2 separate regions of the Homo sapiens genome follow, and region 2 is linked to region 1. A link is a loop called in an ENCODE intact Hi-C map of the cell type or tissue named here. Cell type or tissue: PC-3. All regions are shown on one strand. Links, peaks and the distances in the headings refer to the core of each region. The heading gives the core; the rest is flanking DNA. Region 1 has its middle 9.0 kb from the start of BMP3. Region 2 overlaps CFAP299 (cilia and flagella associated protein 299).

Region 1 (11,676 bases), core at 3,717-8,716:
GTTAGAGGTTGTGACTGTTATAGCCAACTACTGAATCAGAGGATACTTATCAATCTTTTTTCCCAAACACAAGGAGAGTTAAAGGAAAGCATTTCTAAAACAGAAAACAACAGCAGATTAGTGGATTAGTGGATTCTGTTGCATTAAACTCTACTTTTGACTATAAAAACCCTATGTGTGTATGTATGAATGTATGTGTATTATGCTTGTCTTTATTGATATTCTTGAGTAATATACATTTATTTTCTAAAAACTTCCCATCAACCATTATTATTGAATACTTATGTAAGACTATATTAGCAGTTGTGAAGTTTTGGTTCCTTCCTCTTTTTTATTACTCCCATCCTTGATTCATTCACTCAATACATATTTAGTATCTATTGTGTTCTTGACAATTTCATGTTGAGAATACAAAGATAAAATGAAATGCTTCCTGTCCCCTGAAAACTTAGTCTACTTGGGAGATAGGAATAACCACTTGAAAAACTTAAAGGTATTTTTTTTTCCCCTGGCTGAGTAAGGCAGAGAGTGCTGCATGGGAGAGATGGTAGTTGAACTGAGATTTAAAAGCAAAGTAGGTGGTTTTCCGGGGGTATTTTAGATAGGCTATTTCAGACAGAGAAAGAATATCATCTACACTTAGGTGGGAGAAGTCTTTCTTCTGGGGTCCTCTTCCAAATTCATACCAATCTTTCTCTCCATTATTTCTTTAGTTAACTCACTTGAGTTATATGCTTGTATTTAGTTACCAATAACTCCACAAGTATTTCTAACCTTAAGTCTCTACAGTATTTCAGCTCCCCCCGCCCCAGTTTTTATAAACTGTGTTTATCCTGTTGATATCATAAATTCAGTGCATCTAAAATGAAACTGGTCATCCATCTTAATTATATTCTTGGTTTCCAAACCTTTATGTTGGCACTCTTATCCTTTTAGCCATCCACGTTCCAAGTCTTAGACTTCTATTCACCTTCTCCTTCTCTCTGAGCAACATAAATTAATTGCTAAATCATATAGAGGCTATCTCTGTTATTTCTTTCATTTATTCTCTTTATTTCTATTGCAACTCCTTTCATTTAGTTATTAATTTATTTTAATCTAGGCTATGTTTTTAGTCTCCTAAATAGCTTCCAGTTTTTCCCCACTCCAGATGAATCTGATTTCTATTGCTGCATAACAAATTACTACAAACTTAGAGGCTTAAAACAACACCCAATTATTATCTCACCATTCTGTAGGTTAGAAGTTCAGTGGGGCTCAGCCACGTTCTCTGCTCAGGATGTCACATTCAATGTGTTGGCCAGGTGGTATTCTTATCGGAAGGCTCTGGGTAGAAATCCTCCACCAAGCTTATTCAGGTTTTTGCAGAATCAAATTCCTTATATGTAATTGTAGGACCGCGGTTCCATATTCTTACTGGCTTTTAGCCAGGGCTTGTTATCAGCTACTAGAAGCCACTTGCCATTTTTTCTGTTTGTTCCCCCTCCATATTAAAAGCAGTAACAAATAATTTTTTGCATGTTGAATACAGTACTTCTAATTTCTTTCTCCAGAAAGAAACCCCATCTTTGTAAAGAGCATGTCTGAAGTGAGGTCTGCCAAGGATAACGTCCCATTCTTAAAGCCAACTTTTCCATTTAACATAAGTGAATCATATAATATGCCATCATATTCATAGTCTCCTCCAACATTCAAAATGGAGGGGATCGTACAAGATCATGGGTCACTGGGAATCACTTTAGAATCTTGCCTACCAAGTAACCATGTAAATACTGCCACTAGATTTATGTTCCTAAAACTTAGCCCACGAATGTTATAAACTTTCTCAAAAAACAATAAGTAACTGCTCATTACCAACTAAATTAAAAAAAAAGAAAAACCACCAAACACCTCAGTTTGGTACTTGTAGCCTTGCCCAATTTGTCCTCAACCTAGTTTTCTGTATCTCTCTCCTTTCTCACGTATCTCCTATGCACCAACCATACTATGTGCTTCTTCTCAACTTTCCTTCACTTGGCATATTCCATTGCCTGGTTTGTCCTCATTAAGATGCATCTGAAAATGCTACCTTTCTCATGATGTGATGCCTAATTAGTCTGATGTGTTGTGAGCTCTTAATCCTTTATTTTTCATAGCATTTAGTACTTATAGCATTAAGAGATTCTGTGATATGCTTCTTTTGTTTACTTTTATAAAGAAATGACTGTTTCTCTAATAAAATAAAACGCAGCTCCTCCAGGCTTGGCAGTACTGGGAGAACATCCACCTGGAGAGGGAGTGGCTGGACCTCTTGTCTGAATCCTTCTCCAGAAATTTTCCATCTACCGATCCTTCTCTGGCTGATTCCTATTTCTACTGTACTGCACTGTGGGATTCTGCTACTCTCTTCTCACTTATTCTGCCCTAAGCTTGAATACACAGATCATCCTTAATTTTTGTCTCAGATTTGAGACAAGCCTAGAACTTGCTGACAATAATTGACTACAGGCTCATGGGAATAAACACACAGAGATCAACGCATACCACCATATTAGGTTGGTGCAAAAGCAATTGCAGTTTTTGCCATTGCTTTTAATGCCAAAAACCGTAATTACTTTTGCACCAAACTAATATATCTGGCAAAAATTTTTGCTCTTGATTTCCTGCTATTTGGGTCTTTTTCTTCCTGGCTCCTGTCCCACTATCATTTTTGCTAACAATTTTTTACTGAATATCCACTATGAACCAGACGTTCTTCTAGGTGCTGGAGATGCAATTGGGAACGAAGTGAAAGTTTGTCTCTTTTTTTAAAGTCTAGAGTCAAGACAGTAAGATCAAGAGAGGCAGGAACAGATGTTCCCTCTCTCATTTGTTCATACCTATTCATCAAATGTACATTATGAACCACACACTGTTCTAGAAGCTGAGGATATAGCCATACAAAAGACTTGTGAAATCCCTACCCTCATGGGGTTTATATTCCAAAAGAAATAGACAATAATCTCAAACCAAAAAAAAAAAAGTATTTTCTAGAATACCATGAAAACAGTAGAACAAAGTAGTAGATCAAGAATGGTGTGTATGTGGGTGTGGTAAGTGGGCTGATTCTCTGGCTGAGAATGGGTGGAGTGGTGGTATTCTAGGGTGGTGAGGTGGTCAGGAAGGGCTTCTCTGAGGACATGGCATTTGAACTGAGACCTATATGATATGAAAAACAACCATAATAAAGTCTGGAGGAAACATGTCACCGACAACAGGAATAGCACTTGGAAAGGAGGGCTGCCTGCTGGGGACTATCCAGTGACTAACGATCTCCCATTTTCTTAGTGATTTACATTGAGAATAATCAGTCATTCAGGGGGCTTTACCCAAAGGTTTGGTCCTGTTCTCTGTCCTAAGTAGGAACATCAGACAAGAATCGAAGGGATACAACTGGGGTTGGGAGGAAGTGGAAGTAGAATTACATTAATTTACTTCTTTTTAGATGCAGGGACCTCAAAGGTAGGAATGTTATTCAACTTTTACTCCTCCTGCTTTCCCCTGATTTCCTTATATACCATTACCTGCTTAGTAGATATTTGCTGAGCTGAATCAGATTGAATAGTGACAAGCGAAAGAGGTGTCATATCAAATATCTCCTGCCAAACACATTTGTTTTCCTATATAATATACAGAATAAAAAATATATAATCATATTCCTAAAGCCCAAAGTAATTTGATTTTAGCCTTTACTTATTTCTTCCTTTTTGAACTTCATTTCAACTGCCCTAAACTAAGACATTCCTTAAAATTTTAGTGATATGAAAAGTAAAGATGACTAAACAAATATAATAAAGAATAAGAATTAGTCAGCTCCTTAAGGGCAGAAACTGTGTTTTATGTATTTTTGCATCACCCATAGTCACAGGACCCAAACAAAGCCAAAATTAGCATTTTGAGATATATCTTCCCAGTGGCCTGTTTTCTATGCCAAGAGCATAGAATATTTCTGTGTGATTATATCTTTATAATCATATAAAGCATTTTGATTTTTTCTATTTAATTAAAAATAAAGAAATTGTATTATGGGAGCAGGAATCCCTTTTTATGCTGCTTTATATCCTCGTTCATATTAATATATCAGAACAACAGGCACACTAAGATTTTTTTATTTTTTTATTTTTTTAGAGATAGAGTTTTCCTCTTGTTGCCCAGGCAGGAGTGCAATGGCATGATCTCAGCTCACTGCAACCTCTGCCTCTTGGGTTCAAGCAATTCTCCTGCCTCAGCCTCCTGAGTAGCTGGAATTAAATGCATGCACCACCACACCCAGCTAATATTTTTGTATTTTTAGTAGAGACAGTGTTTCACTACATTGGTCAGGCTGGTCTCAAACTCCTGACCTCATGTGATCCACCCGTCTCGGCCTCCCAAAGTGCTGGGATTACAGGCATGAGCCACCATGTCTGGCCCACACTACGGTTTTATAAGTAATTAACATAGTCATATTTTCCTTTGTATTCTTCAATTCCACTTTTACTCAAAATTTCTACTGATAATGATGCTATGAGAATTTATCACTATGCCTCCCCACACCAAAAAAAAAAAAAAAGAGGTAGACTATTTTGAGTCACAGCATGACAAATTTTGCAAGCCCACCTTGAAGGTTTTCCTTGCACAGGCTGTTGATTTATTTCTTGTGATTTGATATTTGGAGAGTCTGTTCAGGTGCCCTTTGTACTGTTTCCCACGTGCAGCCTACAGGCTCTGCTCTGTGGAATGCTACCCACTGTCCTAATCTGTTTCTTTCTGCAGGCAGTTCAGCTGGCATCCTTCCTCTGTAATTTGTGTTTAAATTCTTATGGCTTCAGAAAGCCCTTCTTTTTACCAGCAGTTTTCTTTCTCTTGGTCTTATCAGCCATTTCTGTATACAGTGGTTTACCAGTCTGATTTTTGTCTTTTGGGAAAAGTTGTTACTTTAAAAATTGTTTTCTTCTTAAAACTTCTCTCTCTTTTTTTACTTAATTCCTTTGGTGATTGTTTTGTGAATTGAGTTTCTAAGAATGTAACAAATTTATTGCTTGCCCTGGCACTTGTGCCCTTCACAATGCATTGAATATTTCCATTCATTTTTCTATAGTCATTTTCTCCCAGGTGGTCATGTCTCCAAGCCCCCATAGGTAAAGATTAGCTGCCAATGCTGAAATACACGCAGCAACCTCTTTCCTTCTCCCCTGTCTGGCTCTAGGGTTCACTCCTCTCTTTATCATCTTCCACTTTCTTAATTCTTCCTCCTCTCATCCCTCTTCTTTCCCACCAATCCTACCCTTAAACGCAGTCCAGGAGATCTTGGCAATGGGACTGTGGATTGAAGAGGTTACTGACCTTCCAGTATCTGGAGCTGAAAGGCACTTAAAGGAGGTGATCTCATTTGTCACCTCAGCAACTCAGAGATTCATTCATTAGCATGGTTGCTGGCATCTGCCTTTTCACCCTACAAATTTCCAGGTGTAGCTGCTCAGATGACCCATGTAAAACCTTAACAGGATCAATTAAAGTTGCTTAGGTATGGTGATGAATGCTGTAAAAATATGGACAGATGGGGGTGTAGAAATGATAAATATCACCACTGGGGACTAATTTTACTCTTTACATGTGCTTCGGGGTTTCCAGGTGTTTTTCTGGCGTTTCTTCCTTGAAGGAAGTAGTTTAAAACTGCCCCTGGATATCTGCCCACGAAAAAGCAAACAGCTTTCTTTGACCACAAATGATCACCTACCAACAACTCCTCCACCCTGTTTTTCAATTTTTGAACTCTGGAGTAAATTCTTGCCTTATAAAATTAAGATCGAGATGACTCTGGCTATGAGCCAAGCTCTGCAAACCAGTTCTTTTACTGGGCAATGAAAAGTGATTGCATAAATGCTATATAAATATTTCAAGTATCTATGTTGTCAATCCTGGTAACTATTGCTGAGCTGTAAACAGAGCAGGAGTGTCTGGGTAGTGCTGGGCGAACTGAGAAGGATTTGACTGGACAGGAATGAAAATAGAATGGAAGCTGACAGATCCTAAGCAAGACCAAGGGCTGCTGCTTTTCTATTTTTGTAATACCACATCTATACTAAGTATGCAATACATTTTAATGAATTACATGTTTTCAAGGAAATGCAAATAATCAAATAGAGATTTGTGATTATCTTTGTAGCTAGTTCATGATGTATTTTTGGAGTCCTAGGCACTGACAAGGAATACCCCCAAGGAATCTCTTGCTGTCTTGTGACAGTTGTTCTTGCTTTAAAACATTCTAGAGCAAATTTCCTGGTAATATGACACACAACCAAAACCAAAATGTTAATCCTCTCCAGATCAGTGACTTTCAGATTTCATTCCTTATTATGATTTGATATATAAACATATGAGAAGTTAAATAACAATATTAAATGGGCATTTGAGTACGTTTGTATCTCTATTTAGAATGTAGCTTTTTAAAATTTTTAGAGATGGGCTCTCTGTCACCCAGGCTGGAGTGCCGTCGCTCCATCATAGCCTCCTGCAGCCTCTAACTTCTGGGGTTCCTCCCACTTCAGCCTCCCAAGTAGCTGAGACTACCAGTGCTCACCACCATACCCAGCTAGAATGCAGTGTTCTAAGGACAAGATTCATGCATAGCACTTGGAGAGCTTTTTGCCTACACTAGGTATTCAGTAAATACCCTTTAGGAAAGTAGTTGAAAGAAGAATATTGAAGAACAATTAGTGATATCCTAATTCTGTCATCTAAGATGGCAGAAAAATGAAAAGAGGCTTCCTTTTTTTTTTTTAATTTTTAAGCTGGCCATATTCTAGACCTCAATAGCCTCAACAGGAGCTATACAGAGGAACTACATGTTGCTAGCAGAAATTTGCTTTCTTTTTAGAAGAAAGGCAGCACTATTTTTCTTTCAGTGATGATTGGTTAAAAAAGAAAAAAGAACAACATCTACAATTTTTTTCTCTCTACATTCAGCACTTGCTCATAATGTGTGACCACTTTCTCCAGATCATTTAAGTGATGGATGCCATAATAGACATGCAAGTAATCCTACAGCAAACCTCCGTCCCTGAGTTCCTAGTTCCCACTTTTCTCTTGAATCATAAGTAGTAGACTAGCTACTTAAAATTAATTCAGGAAGTCAGATACAAGTCCCAAGAAAGGGCAGTGGGCAACCAGGCCTTTTCCAGGTGGTTTCAGATTGTTCCATTTCCCTCCAGCCCTCAGGTAGGAAGAGATTTCAAATGTTGATCTCCTTGGAAATGCCATGGTAAATGTCTCTCCTGTTAGGTGAAAGAAATCCCACCTGGTGGCAGTGTTTGTAGTCCCAGGAAATGCCAGGAAACAATTCACTTACTAACAACAATATTTAGGCACAAAGAATGGAACTACAAAATGTGTTTAGGGATCCCGCCCCCTCCTAATATAGAGATGGCTCAGACAGAACCAGACCCATCCTGATGTCAGGTAGTTCTGGGCATAAAGGTAATTCCTTTTGTTTCCACTTTAGCCCTTGAAACAAAGCAAAACCTCAGGGTACTGACTGATGTAGTAGGAGAGGAAGTTTCTTTCTGGGGATGGTCTCTATGGTGGCAGGGTACAGGAATTAATGGCCCCCAGGGCAGGACCCTTTGTGAGTTATGAGAAGGGAGCAGTCTTTCCATCAGCAATTCAACAGGTCCTTTCTTTGGTTCTTGACATTCAACCAGAAAATGTGGCACATATACACCATGGAATACTATGCAGCCATAAGAAATGATGAGTTCATGTCCTTTGTAGGGACATGGATGAAATTGGAAACCATCATTCTCAGTAAACTATCGCAAGAACAAAAAACCAAACACCGCATATTCTCACTCATAGGTGGGAATTGAACAATGAGATCACAAGGACACAGGAAGGGGAATATCACACTCTGGGGACTGTGGTGGGGTCGGGGGAGGGGGGAGGGATAGCAGTGGGAGATATACCTAATGATAGATGACACGTTGGTGGGTGCAGCGCACCAGCATGGCACATGTATACATATGTAACTAACCTGCACAATGTGCACATGTACCTTAAAACTTAAAGTATAATAAAAAAAAAAAAAAGAGTCCCCTAATAAAATGTAGATATCCCTGGGAAGGCTAACACCTTGAGCATTATCAAGTGGTATCAGTTAATACCTTAAGAGAAACTTAGGACAATTGCCAAAATTTGGTAGAGAACAAAAAAAAGGGAAGCAGAAACAGCATGCAATATAAAGTACTGCCTTCCTCACCACTTTGCTGAGAAGCAGCCCTGCTAGAGCCTCCAGAACAAGTGGACTCTGTCTTACCTCAGTGGCCTTGGGCAAGTTCTTCCTCTATGCTAGTTTCTAGTTTACCTGTTAAATGGAGAGAGTAATTCTTTTTCTCATGAAGGGTGTTGGGAGAATTTATGGTCTATAAAACATTTGAGATTTTCAGTGTGAGGCAGTTCATAAGTACAAAGTGTTATTATTGGTTTTATTGCAGGATTGTAAATGGAATCTAAGTAGCATCATACTGGCGTTATTTTGTGGAAGTAGTTATCTCCAGTTGTGCAGAGAGGTGGACCTATCTGCATCTACTTACCTGGCCATGATAGAAGTCCTATGAGATATTGAAAAATATAGATTAAGTCTTGATACAAAGGAAATGTTGTTGCCTTTTATTACCTAACACAGGTGTTTTATAGCATGTTTTATCTGAGAGTAATATCTGAATGCATAGCTAAGCCTGGCTCAAAGTCAGTCTGGGTAGGGATTTTTAAAAAATCCTGTGAAAAGGTGGGAAGGCCTTCTTTTCCACTTCCACAGATATCACTGTTATCCTACTCTTCATTGGCAGGACATACTCATATTCATTCTGGTTAAGGGATGGTACTTGTTTGTATCCCTTGTCTCTTTCCACATATAGAGATAGGACTAGAAGAGCCAAGGATGGCCTTTCACTTCATACTTGTTCAGGAATCTATGTTGACACTCCAGGGCCTAATGCATTTAACATTTGAACTTCCCAGTCTAGAATTCAAGGGTTTCTGTGAATCCCCTCCATCAAATTTACTTCCATTTTCATTTTTTTCCCATAAATTCAATACATCTATTTTATTTGCTGCTAGTAACCTACCTACTCTGTAGGGTAAACTCCATGACTCTGAGGACAGTTTCTGCCTCAGTACTATGAGAAGCATCTGGTACATGGTAGCTGTTCAAGAAATAGTTGTTGAATGCATGAATAAATGATTTAAACTCTGAATCCCTTTCCCTCATTCTCTCTCCTAATGTGTTCCTTGATTCTATAAAGTTTTGCCCAAAACTCAATTCCTTCAGGCAAGCTTTTAATTCAATGTGCCACATTACTGGAAATACACTACATGCTTGACATGAAATTATGATCTCCTTGACTGAGCCCACTTGATTGTACTCATCCTTCTATTAGACTTCATACTTAAATTTGAATTTCCCTCCTCTGATTTGCTGCTTAATGAAATGAGTGTTAATGGTTTTGTACATGTCATACACATAACAGAATGGGCTTAGGTATCAGATCAGAGCCCTAGCTTTGCCCGTATCTAAATTATGATTTTGGGTAATTTACCGATTTTCCCTAAGACTTAGTTTCTTTATGTATCTCTCTCTCTCTCTCTTTCTCCTTCTCTGCCACACCCCCGCCCCAGCCCCCAAACACACACCACAAGTGTTGTAGGTGATCAGAGACTATATGGGCCACTGGCATGGGTGGTAATGTCGTTTGGCTGTGTCCCTACTCAAATCTCATCAAGAATTGTAACTCCCACAGTTCCTACGTGTTGTGGGAGGGACCCAGTGAGGGGTATTTTAATCATGGGGGCGGGTTTTTGCGTGCTGTTTTCACAACAGTGAATAAGTCTCATGAGATCTGATGATGTGAAAAAGAAGAGTTCCCCTGCAAAAACTCTCTCTCTTTGCCTGCCGTCATCCATGTAAGACATGACTTTCTCCCCTTTGCCTTCTGCCATGACTATGAGTCCTCCCCAGCCATGTGGAACTGTAAGTCCATTAAACATCTTTTTCTTCCCAGTCTCAGGTGTGTCTTTATTAGCAGCATGAAAACAGACTAATACAGCAAATTGGTACCAGTAGAGTGGGGTGCTGCTGAAAAGATACCCAAAAATGTGGAAGCGACTTTGGAACTGGGTAACAGGAAGAGGTTGAAACAGTTTGGAGGGTTCAGAAGAATACAGGAAAATGTGGGAAAGTTTTGAATTTCCTAGAGACTTGTTGAATGGCTTTGACCAAAATGCTGAAAGTGATATGGACGACAAAGTCCAGGCTGAGGTGGTCTCAGATAGAGATGAAGAACTTGTTGGGAACTGGAGTAGAGGTAACTCTTGTTATGTTTTAGCAAAGAGAGTGGTGGCATTTTGCCCCTGTGCTAGAGATTTGTGAAACTTTGAACTTGAGAGAGATGATTTAGGGTATCTGGTGGAAACATTCTAAGCAGCAAAGCATTCAAGAGGTGACTTGGGGGCTATTAAAGGCATTCAGTTTTATAAGGGAAGCAGAGCATAAAAGTTTGAAAAATTTGCAGCCTGACAATGTGATAGAAAAGAAAATTCCATTTTCTAAGGAGAAATTCAAGCTGGCTGTAGAAATTTGCATAAGTAACAAGGAGCTGAAAGTTAATCCCCAAGACAATGGGGAAAATGTCTCCAGGATATGTCAAAGGTCTTTGTGGCAGCTCCTCCCATTACAGGCTGAGAGGTCAAGAAGAAAAAAGTAGTTTTGTGGGCCGGGCCAAGGGTCCCCGTGCTGAGTGCAGTCTAGGGACTTGGTGGTCTGTGTCTCAGCTGCTCCCTTTGTGACTAAAGTGGGCCAAGGTACAGCTCAGGCTGTGGCTTCAGAGGGTGCAAGCCCCACACCTTGGCAGCTTCCATGTGGTGTTGAGCCTGTGGGGGCACAGAAGTCAAGAATTGAGGTTTGGGACCCTCTGCCTAGATTTCAGAAGATGTATGGAAATGCTTGGATGTCCAGGCAGAAGTTTGCTGCAGGGGCAGGGCTTTCATGGAGAACCTATGCTAGGGCATTGCACAAGAGAAATGTGGGATCAGAGACCCCACACAAAGTTCCTACTGGGCACTGCCTAGTGGAGCTGTGAGAAGAGGGCCACCATCTTCTAGACCCCAGAATGGTAGATCTACAGCTTGCACCATGCACCTGGAACAGCCACAGACACTCAATGCCAGACTGTGAAAGCAGCCAGGAGGGAGGCTGTACCCTGCAAAGCCACAGGGGCAGAGCTGCCCAAGACCATGGGAACCTACCTCTTGCATCAGCATGAACTGGATATGAGACATGGAATAAAAGGAGATCATTTTGGAGCTTTAAGATTTGACTGCTCCACTGGATTTTGAACTAGAGTGGGGCTAGTAGCCCCTTTGTTTTGGCCAATTTCTCCCATTTGGAATGGGTGTATTTACCCAGTGCCTGTACCACTGTTGTATCTAGGAAGTAACTAACTTACTTTTGATTTTACAGGCTCATAGGCAAAAGAGACGCCTTGTCTCAGATGAGACATTGGACTTGGACTTTTGAGTTAATGCTGAAATAAGTTAAGACTTTGGGGGACTGTTAGGAAGGCATGGTTGGGTTTGAAATGTGAGGACATGAGACTTGGGAGGGGCCAGGAGTGGAATCATATG
Region 2 (11,676 bases), core at 2,672-7,671, 290 kb after region 1:
CCCTTCCTGTGTCCATGTGTTCTCGTTGTTCAGTTCCCACCTATGAGTGAGAATATGCGGTGTTTGGTTTTTTGTTTTTGTGATAGTTTACTGAGAATGACGATTTCCAATTTCATCCATGTCCCTACAAAGGACATGAACTCATCATTTTTTATGGCTGCGTAGTATTCCATGGTGTATATGTGCCACATTTTCTTAATCCAGTCTATCATTGTTGGACATTTGGGTTGGTTCCAAGTCTTTGCTATTGTGAATAATGCAGCAATAAACATACCTGTGCATGTGTCTTTATAGCAGCATGATTTATAATCCTTTGGATATATACCCAGTAATGGGATGGCTGGGTCAAATGGTATTTCTAGTTCTAGATCCCTGAGGAATCACCACACTGACTTCCACAGTGGTTGAACTAGTTTACAGTCCCACCAACAGTGTAAAAGTGTTCCTATTTCTCCACATCCTCTCCAGCACCTGCTGTTTCCTGACTTTTTAATGAATGCCATTCTAACTGGTGTGAGATGGTATCTCATTGTGGTTTTGATTTGCATTTCTCTGATGGCCAGTGATGGTGAGCATTTTTTCATGTGTTTTTTGGCTGCATAAATGTCTTCTTTTGAGAAGTGTCTGTTCATGTCCTTCGCCCACTTTTTGATGGGGTTGTTTTTTTTTTCTTGTAAATTTGTTTGAGTTCATTGTAGAATGTGGATATTAGCCCTTTGTCAGATGAGTAGGTTGCGAAAATATCTACAACTATCTGATCTTTGACAAACCTGAGAAAAACAAGCAATGGGGAAAGGATTCCCTATTTAATAAATGGTGCTGGGAAAACTGGCTAGCCATATGTAGAAAGCTGAAATTGGATCCCTTCCTTACACCTTATACAAAAATCAATTCAAGATGGATTAAAGACTTAAACGTTCGACCTAAAACCATAAAAACCCTAGAGGAAAACCTAGGCATTACCATTCAGGACATAGGCATGGGCAAGGACTTCATGTCTAAAACACCAAAAGCAATGGCAACCAAAGCCAAAATTGACAAATGGGATCTAATTAAACTAAAGAGCTTCTGCTCAGCAAAAGAAACTACCACCAGAGTGAACAGGCAACCTTCAAAATGGGAGGAATAATACCATTCTTACTCAAACTTCTGAAAAATAGAGAAAGGAATACTCCCAAGGTAATTCTGAGAGGCCAGTATTACCCTGATACCAAAAAAAGAAAAAGACACATCAAAAAAAGAAAACCAAAGACCATTATCCCTGATGGACATTTATGTAAAAAACCTCAACAAAATACTATCAAACTGCATTCAATAATACATTAAAAAGATTATTCATGATGACCAAGTGAGATTTATCCCAGGAATGCAACAATACTTCAACATATGCAAATCAATCAATCTGATATATCTTATCAACAGAATGAAGGACAAAAACCATATGATCATTTTGACTGGTGCTGAGAAAGCATTTAATAAAGTTGAACATCCCTTCATGAAAGAAACTCTTAAAAAACTGGATATAGAAGGAACATATTATAACATAATAAAAGCCATATATGATAGACCCACAGCTAGTATCTTATTGAATAGACAAAAATTAAGAGCTTTTACTTTTAAATGGAACACGACAAGGATGCTCACTTTTACCACTGTTATTCAACATAGTACTGGAAGTTCTAGCTAGAGCAATCAGAAGAAAGAAAGGAATAAAGAACATCCAAATTGGAAAAGAAGAAGTCAAATTATCCTTGTTTACTCATGATATGATCTCACATTTTGAAAATCCTAAAGACTCCACCAAAAAAACTATTAGAAGTAATAAACTCAGTAATGTTGCAGTATACAAATTCAACATAAAAATCCGGTAGCATTTCTATATGCTGACAGTGAACAATCTGAAAAAGAAATAAAGTGATCTAATTTACAATAGCCACAAATAAAATTAAATACTTAGGAATTAACCAAATAAGTGAAGCATCTATACAATGAAAATTATAAAACACTGGTGAAAGAAATTGAAGAAGACACACAAAAAAGGAAAGATATTCCAGTTCATGGATAGGAAGGATCAATATTGTTAAAATATTCATACTGCCTAAAGCAATCTACAGATTCAATGCAATTTGTATCAAAATACCAGTGACATTTTTCACAGAAATAGAAAAAGCAATCATAAACTTTCTATGGAATCACAAATAACCCAGAATAGCCAAAGCTATCCTGAGCATAAAGAACAAAGTCACATTATCTGGCTTAAAATTATACTACAGTGCTACAGTAACAAAAGCAGCATGGTACTGGCACACAGACACATAGACCAATGGACAGAATAGAGAACCCAGAAAGGAATCCACACACTACAGTGAACTCCTTTTCACCAATAGTGCCAAAAACGTACAATGGGGGAACGACAGTCTCTTCAATGATCAGTGCTGGGAAAATTGGATATCCATATGCAGAATAATAAATCCTGACCCCTATGTATTGTCATATACAAAAGTCAAATCAAAATTGATTAAAGACTTAAATCTAAGACCTCAAACTATGAAACTACTACATAAAACACTGGGGAAACTCTCCAAGACATTGGTCTGGGCAAAAATTTCTTGAATAATATTCCACAAGCACAGGCAACCAAAGCAAAAATGGGCAAACGGGATCACATCAAGTTGAAAAGCTTCTGCATAGCAAAGGAAATAATCAACAAAGTGAAGAGACAACCCACAGAATGAGAGAACCCATTTGCAAAATACCCATCTGACAAGTGATTAATAACCGAATATAGAAGGAGCTCAAACAACTCTATAGGAAAAAATCTAATAATATAATTAAGAAATGAGCAAAAAATTTGAATAGACATTTCTCAAAAGAAGTCATACAAATGGCAAGCAGGCATATGAAAAGGTGTTCAACATCACTGATCATCAGAGAAATGCAAATCAAAACTACAGTGAGATATTATCTTAGCCCAGTTAAAATGATTTTACCCAAAAGTCAGGCAATAGGAAATGCTGGTGAGGATGTGGAGAAAAGGAAACCCTCATCCACTGTTGGTGGGAATATAAATTAGTACAACCACTCTGGAGAACAGTATGGAGGTTCCTTAAAAAACTAAAAATAGAGCTATTATACAATCTACCAATCCCACTGTTTGGTATATATCCAAAAGAAAGGACATTGGTACATCAAAGAGATATCTGTACTGCCATGTTTGTTACAGCACTATTCACAATAGCTAAGATTTGGAAGCAACCTAAGTGTCCATCAACAGATGAATGGATAAGGAAAATGTAGTACTTATACACAATGGAGTACTATTCAGTCATAAAAAACAATAAGATTCTATCATTTGCAACAACATAAATGGAACTGGAGGTCATTATATTAAGTAAAATAAGCAAGCCATGGAAAGGCAAACATCACTCAGTGTCACATATTTGTGGGATCCAAAAATCAAAAGAATTGAAGTTCTGGAGATTGAGATTAGAGGAATGGTCACAGAGGCTGGGAAGAGTAGTGGGAGGCAGGGAATGGGGTAAATTAGGGAAGCTTAATGGATACAAAAAAAGTTAGAAATAATGAGTAAGACCTAGTATTTGATAGCACAATATGTGACTATAGTCAATAATAATTTAATTGCACATTTTAAAACTAAAAGAGTAGAATTGGATTGTTTGTACGACAAAGGATAAATGCTTGAGGGGATGGATATCCAATTTTCCATGATATGATTATTATGCATTGCATACCTGTACCAAAATATCTCATGTACCCCATAAATATATGCACCAACTATTAATGCACAAAAATAAAAAATTACAAAGAATGCTATTTAGATACCTCTTACTTTATTCCCTGTTTAGTGTCCTACATTAAGCTGAGACAATATTAGGTTTTCATTAAAATTGGCATACATTAAAAGAGTAACTTAGTAGTTCATTAAAAGTTTATTTGCATGATTTACCAGTTTTAAGTCACATCCAATATCCATTCATAGGCTTTCAGTTTTAGTTCAAGCTGGTAGATATATGTAGACCTCAAAATTATTATCAGTAAAATTTATTATATGATTATCTCAAAATTATAGCCACATACAGATGATAAGCAACAGTAGTTACAATATCAGTGTGAGCACAATTTATACTGATTTAGTAATAACACATGTGTATTACTGATAGTTGTGATGATAATCTATGCCAAGCACATTAATAAGGCTTATATCATCAAGAGTTAGAAAACACTGCTAAATTTATTTTCACTACTCTCAGCAGATAATGAAAATTTATATTGAAGTTCTTCCTTTTTGCTTCCTTTCCTAAATATCATCGTTGAAGATCCATTATATAAGAGAATCTTTTCTAGTACGAGGAACATATAGGGGAATGAGCCCAACATCTAGAGAAATACAGAAAAGAATGTAGAAAATAACAATGCCATGTGATAAATACTTAGTGTGGAGGACCCAGGAAAGAGTGTCAAGCAAGACTTTCCTAGAAGAAATAACTGATCTTGAAGAGAGAAGAGTTTGTGATGGAAGGAAGAGAAAGATAAGGACCATTAGAGACAATTGCTTTTCAGCTTCTAAAAGCCAAATTGGGAAAAATTAGAATTAAAGAATAGAATGTACTATTCAAAAGAATTTCTCTCCAGTTGCTGTTTTTTTCTAAGTAGATGGAAACTCAGATACATTTTCTACCTAACCCTTGTATGAGACAGCACTATCTTTTGTGTTTGCAGTCAAAAATTAATTTCTTAATTATTAAAAATGAAAGAAATCAAGGTCAATGTGTAATGGAAGAAGAGTCATGCTATGCATCTGGAAAAAAGTAAGCAGAAACTCGTAGTTTAAGGTGTGTGATTCTTAAAACAAACTTCCAGAGTATCTATGGCTTTTCTCCAAATAAACAGCAAGATTTATGAGGGAAAACCATGAAACTGAATCACTTCCTTCAAATACTCTATGATTTCTGGAACATTTCCAATCAGATTGGTCTTTTTTCCTGCTTAGATTGTCTACACTCAAAACACACAACACTGTGTGTGTGTGTGTGTGTGTGTGTGTGTCTGTGTGTCTGTGTGTCTGTGTATGAATGCAGGGAAATCTTTGCATTGCACTTTTAAGGAGAAATAGTCTACAATAAGGACAAAATTCTATGGATGCTTTTAGTAACAGGCAATTAAGGGTTGTATCTTATAACAAAAACATGACAAACTGATAAATTTAAAATTATGGATTATAAAAACAAATCAGGAAAGGGCCATGTTGAGGGTTGGTGAGATTTTTTTAAATCAGGGATTTTCTAGAATTCTGTACCTAGAAAATGAACAGGTAATAATCATGACATTATGAGAAAAACCATGAATAGCTGATAAACATCAACTCAGCCAAAGACTTCCATAGTTTTAGGCCAATGAACTTAAAAATGTAAGGTCACATACTATTTGATTGTGGTAAAATCAGGGAAATTTTTTTCTTGCCATTGGCAAATTGAGCTTGTCATGGCATGCTGAATGAGAGAGAGAAGAGGGGAAGAGGTGAGCAGATGGAGTTGCACTGGTAACAGCCAGTGATAAGGGGATTAAGTGAAAACAAAAACATGTTAAGAAACAACTGCACCTGCACCCATTAAAGCTTGAAATGGCCAGTGGGCCCGATGGAAACCAGAATGCTTGACTCCTTCTAATTTGAAAGTTATTTTACAAGCCATTATTGGGCATTTCCGCATGCATGCCTCCATTTTTATTATCAGTGGAGGTTTCAAGGAAAAATTGCCAAGGGGCATTTTTTAAATGCAGAAGATTTGGTGATTTTACTGTGCCTGTTTTTGTTTACTCACATATTCTAAGTTAACACGTATTTTAGCAACATGGGACCCCCTCGTACCAGCTTCAGTATGTGAGTTGATATGGCATTTTAAAATTTTCATCAGAAGTTAAAATAAAATAAAATAAATAAAATAGGCACCCACTGCTCTCAAAAGATTATTCTTTATATTTTCCAAAATGGAAAGTAGGTTTCATCTTTAAAAATATACTCAGGTAAAACAGGCACATAGCATTAGATATCATGTTTGTGAGTCAGTGTGTCTATCAAATAATATGTATAATAATAAGATATTGCAAAAATAGTAGATAGTACATTAACACCAAGGAGCTGCTAGTTGCCACCTCAGGAAGTCTTCTCAGAGGATGGACTAAATAGGAAGAATAAAGGCATGTGCAAAGGCAGGATAAAATGAAATAACGGTGTCTGTGGGAATTTCCAAATAGTTCAATATTTTAGCAGTATAATTAAGCTAATGGCAGCCAATGAATGCATTGCAAAGAGGCACAGTGGTTGTAGAGAACAACGTATTAGTTATACATTGCCCCAAATTACCTCAAAATTTAGCAGTTTAAAATAGCAAACATCTATTATCTGACAGTTTCTGTGAGTCAAGACTCTGGACCCTACCTAGGTTACCTTTGTCTCAAGGTCCCTAATGAGATTGTAGTCAAGCCATTGGCCAAGGCAGCAGGCATCTTAAGGCTTGACTGGGAGTGAAGAATCCACTTCACAGCTCACTGAAGTGGGACTTTGTTTTGAATGAAACTTTTTTTTTTTTTATCAGCTTAGCTGGTAGCCACTGTGCCCAGCAGCCACCAGAGGCCCTAACAAAAGAGCTCCAGCAAGGGATTCACCTGCATAGGTCTCTCTGGGGGAGCCTTGCCTTCATGGGTAGGGTTTTAGGCATGGCCTCAGTGACACAACCACAATGTGGAAGTGTAAGAGTGTTCTGTGCTTATAGACCCTGGGGGATACACTGATACACTGCCTGCCCGGAGGTCAGGTCATACACACACACACACACACATACACACACACACACACACACACACACACACAGAGAGAGAGAGAGAGAGAGAAAGAGAGACCTTCAGAGTACACAGGCAGGGAAAAAAGAGAAGGAAGCTGTGGAGCAATGCCTCCATTGGGTCCAGGGCATTATGGGTTTAAAGCAAGCAGGCACTCATTCCAGGAGGTCATGATGTGACTGAGAGTTGGTCCATGTAAGTTTTCAGGCAAATGTCTGAATGGTCTATTTGAAGGAAGCAGCAAAAAAGCAGAGAGCCCAGCCTGCTTAGAGAGACACCTCTAAATTTTTATCTCTGGCCACCAGCTGGAGACATCCAGGTGGGGTATAGTTTTGGAAACTGTGTCAAGGTAAACTTAAATTTAAAAATAGATGCTGGGCCGGGTGCTGTGGCTCATGCCTGTAATCCCAGCACTTTGGGAGGCCGAGGCGGGCAGATCACGAGGTCAGGAGATCGAAACCATCCTGGCTAACATGATGAAATGCCGTCTCTACTGAAAAATACAAAAAAAAATTAGCCAGGTGTGGTGGCAGGCGCCTGTAGTCCCAGCTACTCGGGAGGCTGAGGCAGGAGAATGGCATGAACCCGGAAGGTGGAGCTTGTAGTGAGCCAAGATCTTGCCACTGCACTCCAGCCTGGGAGACAGAGCGAGACTCCGTCTCAAAAAAAAAAAAAAAAAAAAAAAAAGATGCTGAAGCATCATAAAATTATAAGCACTCACCACAACCTGTTCCAAACGCTGCTTATAACACGGCAGCATACTTCCCTCAGGGTGAGTGACCTAAGAGTGCCCAAGAAGGAAGCCACGGTCTTTTTATAATACAATCTCCAGAGTGACATACCATTATTTCTCCCATAATCTATATGTTAGAAGTGAGTCACAAAGTCCAGCCTGCTCAAGGGAACAGGATGACCTAAGTGCATGAATAGTAGGAGGTGTGGATCATTGAGAGCCATCTTAGAGGCTGCCTATCACAAACACCTGTGAATTTATTTTCAGGCATGGGTTAAGGTAGCACTGTTGAGGTTGTGGAATTAGCAACCAAAAGAGTGTGGAGCTGGCAATTGTGTAAGTCAAAGCTTGCACACAGAAACTTAACTACTGCTCTGCCTAAGAGAGCAAACTGGTGGCCTCAATTGCGTGGATGACTAGAGAATCTATGAAGCCTTCTTGAACAGACCCAGAGCGACAGATACATACTTAGGGTAGAAACGCAAGATGCATCTGCATTTTATTTTTTTGTAAACTCAACTTCACAGGGGAAAAGGAGAAAAAGAAAAAAGAAAGAAGTGGATCTCTTTTTGTTGTTTGCAGGTTGTGGGGAGCTTTTAGGTATTGCATCTTTTAAAAACTGATGATATCATTGGTGCAAAGGGCAAAGCAAGATATTAGAAAGGTAGACACACACCAGTGAAGATAGGATTCCTCTCTCACACTAAGAAGTTCTGAGGAAGTCATGACATAGAGACCACATTGACAGCAATGGAGACAGAGACTAGGTTGGGTAGCACGCAGTTAGGATAACTGTCTTATCAAGTCCTCAATTTGGGGACTAATGCAGGAACTAAGATAGAGGCAGGAAAGACAGTGAGAAAATATAACTCAAAGATTTTTTAAAAGCAAAATGCATGGGATATGGTGATTGATTACACATAAAGCGTGTGGAAGGAAAGATGGGTGAGGTTAGTTTCCAGGCTTCTGGATTGGTTAATAAGATTATTTTGGGAATATAGAAGAAAATATAAGCTCCAAATAAAGGATATTAGAAATAAATAAATAGAAATTGTGTTCCTGAATAGTTTCATACAGTCAAAAAAATGGAAAAAGAATTAAAAGTAAATTGTGCTACAGGAAAAAGTATTGTTTTTTAAAAAACGAAAATATAATTCACAATAACATTCTCCAGTCTACTGTTTTTGTTGTTGTTCCACAATACTTTTTAGTGTATTATTTCTTTGTCTTTAGAAAATATGAGAAGTGTTAAACCAAAGTTTTGTGGATATGGAAGTTAAGAAAACAGCTCGAAAATTATTTTTTAAAAAAGAATATTCTATAAGTTTTGAAACATAAGGGAATAGAAAAAGGATATTGTGCAACAAATCATATGAGTTGATAAATAACTTACTGAGCTTTGACAATGGAAATACTGAGGATCATTTCTTTTCCAACCCAGTTGGAAAACATTTTGTTATTAATTTTGAAATTGCAATGTTTCAGAGGAAAAACCCTGACATCTATAGAAATTGTTTTTGTTATTCATTTAATGCATAGTTGAAATGAGATATTCTTTCACTGCAAAACAAATAATTTGAATCTCAATTTTAATTTATATTAATATATTTATAAGCATCCTACTTTAAAATATTGATATTATTATTACTTCATAACAGTATGAAGAATTTCCTAATATATATTACCAAATAGTTCATATTTGTTCTCTAGACTCTTTCCTGGAAAATATTTTGCTTGTCAATGGACAGAAATCTCTGTCCCAAATGTAATGACAGAATATATTTGAGCAACATCCTGAAATGAGCACCTTAATAATAATAACAATAATAATAATTAGCTATGAAAACAAAAGTTAATAGATATCATTTATTTAATTCTTACAAGTAAATGACAGTATTTTATGCTTTAAATGTGCATTACTTTACCTCTTAACATTCCTATGTAGTATAATTATAAGCCCTCTTTTAAAAATAAGGAACCCAAGGGCCATGGCTCCACAAGACAGTGGTGGAATCATGATTTGAATTCAGCTAGTCTGGCTCAAGAGTTAATTTCTCTTGACCACCTTTACATGGCTTTCATACATTTGCTGCCTTAAAACATGATTATAGCATGTAAATCAAAACAATTTATATTCTATAGTCTTCACACTTTTGAAAGAGTAAAGTGAAGTACAGACCAGTTAAATAACTTTATGAAGGTATTCTAGCTTTTTAAAAATATTATAATAGTAATATTGTAATATTACCATTATATAAATAGTAAAGTAAAGTAGTAAGTAAAATATTCCAGAAGGAAAAGAGGAACATATAGATATCTTCACTAAATGACCTGGAATTCTGGGCTATGTCATATTTTACTAGTGAGCTGAAATAAAATATTTTTTCCAGAAAAGATACATAGACGTTCTTTCATATTGAAAGGAAATATTTTTCCTAAAACATTTAAATGTTATCTTGGAACATACATGACATTGCCCTGACTCCCACTGATCTGTTTTCTTTTATTTATTTTTCACTTTATTTTTGCTGGAATGCTGGGGGTGGAGTGGGGTGTGGAAAGAGGAAATCTTAAGAAGATTTTTTTTCTGAACTAAATTAGTGAACTAAAAGAAAAACATTAATCATGGAAAGTATTCCTAGATGAGAAAATACCAATTGATAAACACATACCTGTATCCAACTGATTATATAATATCTCATGGGTGTTGTGGTAATACTGTAAAAACATGATTTGTATCTTTGAAATATCAGATTTAATTTAAATCAACTTCAAGCCAACTACTTTATTCCACCACTGGTGAGTAGAACAGTCAGTCCCCACAATGTTTAAGTTAGTGAAGAAATGGAAAATCAGGGAAAGAACATATGTCAGTGTTGATTTGCTCTGTATGTGAAATGCCAAAAGCATTACAAAGACAGATAGCTCATAACACATTTCAGCACCAGTGAAGTACGGAAAAAAAAGTTCATCTCTTCTTGATACAGTTTCTTTTCCTTTCCATTATTAACCATTATTTGATAGTTATTCATTCAAATTTGAACACAGGTTGTAAAAATATATTTGTTTTAATTTAAGTAAATTTAAGTAAGTATAAAATGAATTTACTTGGAGGCTTTTAAAAAGATATCTTTTTCTTTCTTTTAACAGTTTAAATTTAACAAGTATCAATGACTACTTAATAGGGCAATTTTTTAAAAAAGGCAAAAACCACAAAACTCAAATACTTGAAGATTATAGGCATCTTTAATATATGAATTGTAATGTTATCATTCTAATTGTGTCATAGAGAAAAAGTTTAAGCTACTGGTCAAATATGACAGCATGAACACACTCATTTACCTTTACTCTTTCTGGAAAGTCTAACAAAATACCAGTAAAGGAATAAAGATGGTATAAACTCATAAGGGCAATGAGAACAAGGGAAGAAGTGAGTGAAGGGGAAAGAAATCCACAAAACTGTAGAAGATATAAAATAGATTGTTGACCATGACCACTAATTAATAGAGCAGAAAAACAAATAATTGAAGCCCAAATGTCCTCTACAGAGGTGAAAGAAAATTAGAAGCACCAGGTGCATGTAGCTGCCAGTGAGTTGGGGCTGACATCAGAATTATATGAAAATCTGTATGAGGAACAGTTAGAACTGGCTTTCATTCCCTCCTCAGCTTTGGCACACAGGAAAGTGTCCTCTATCACTACAAAAGTATAATGAAGTTGAAGCACAGTCTCTGGAACTCAGGTATCAGTCAAGCACGAGGATCAGATGCCATATTAAAAACAGGACCACAAAGGGAAAACCTACAATACGGAAGGTCTGAATTAGAAGACCCCAGCACCTTTTTCTACTAGCTACCAGGCTAGCAATGAGATTTGTACCTGCACCCTTTTTATACCTCATATGGATAGATTAGAGTAGTCTTTGTTGGAGAAACTGACCTGTGAAGAGAAAGAATCTGACTTTTCCAGGGGTAGTTGCCTAACTAATTACATGCTTCTCCACACAATACCCCCATGGTGAGATTCACCTTTGGAAAAAGCCACAGGGTTAGAGACTTCCAATTAGCTTTTCAGAACTTTCTCTT

Evidence for each region. A loop is a pair of places that touch in the nucleus more often than their neighbours do. Peaks named below come from ENCODE experiments on the same cell type or tissue, not always from the same donor. Only the 100,000 strongest peaks of a DNase experiment are listed, where the experiment ranks them.
Region 2: a loop joins it to region 1, with 13 times the contacts of the local background. A loop is called at or near these places in 1 of 110 quality-filtered maps.

The regions. Positions count from the first base shown.
Region 1 is chr4:81,015,883-81,027,558 of GRCh38, reverse strand. No RefSeq gene overlaps it. Among named protein-coding and RNA genes, the nearest start is that of BMP3, 9.0 kb to the left of the region's middle. In PC-3, for the core only: no CTCF peak of the experiment used is centred there; DNase peaks (open chromatin) are centred at 3,868 and 5,788; H3K4me3 peaks cover 1,538 bases; H3K27ac peaks cover 3,050 bases.
Region 2 is chr4:80,725,462-80,737,137 of GRCh38, reverse strand. The region is part of intron 3 of CFAP299 (cilia and flagella associated protein 299); the gene reads right to left. Among named protein-coding and RNA genes, the nearest start is that of BMP3, 300 kb to the left of the region's middle. In PC-3, for the core only: no CTCF peak of the experiment used is centred there; a DNase peak (open chromatin) is centred at 4,947; H3K27ac peaks cover 1,225 bases.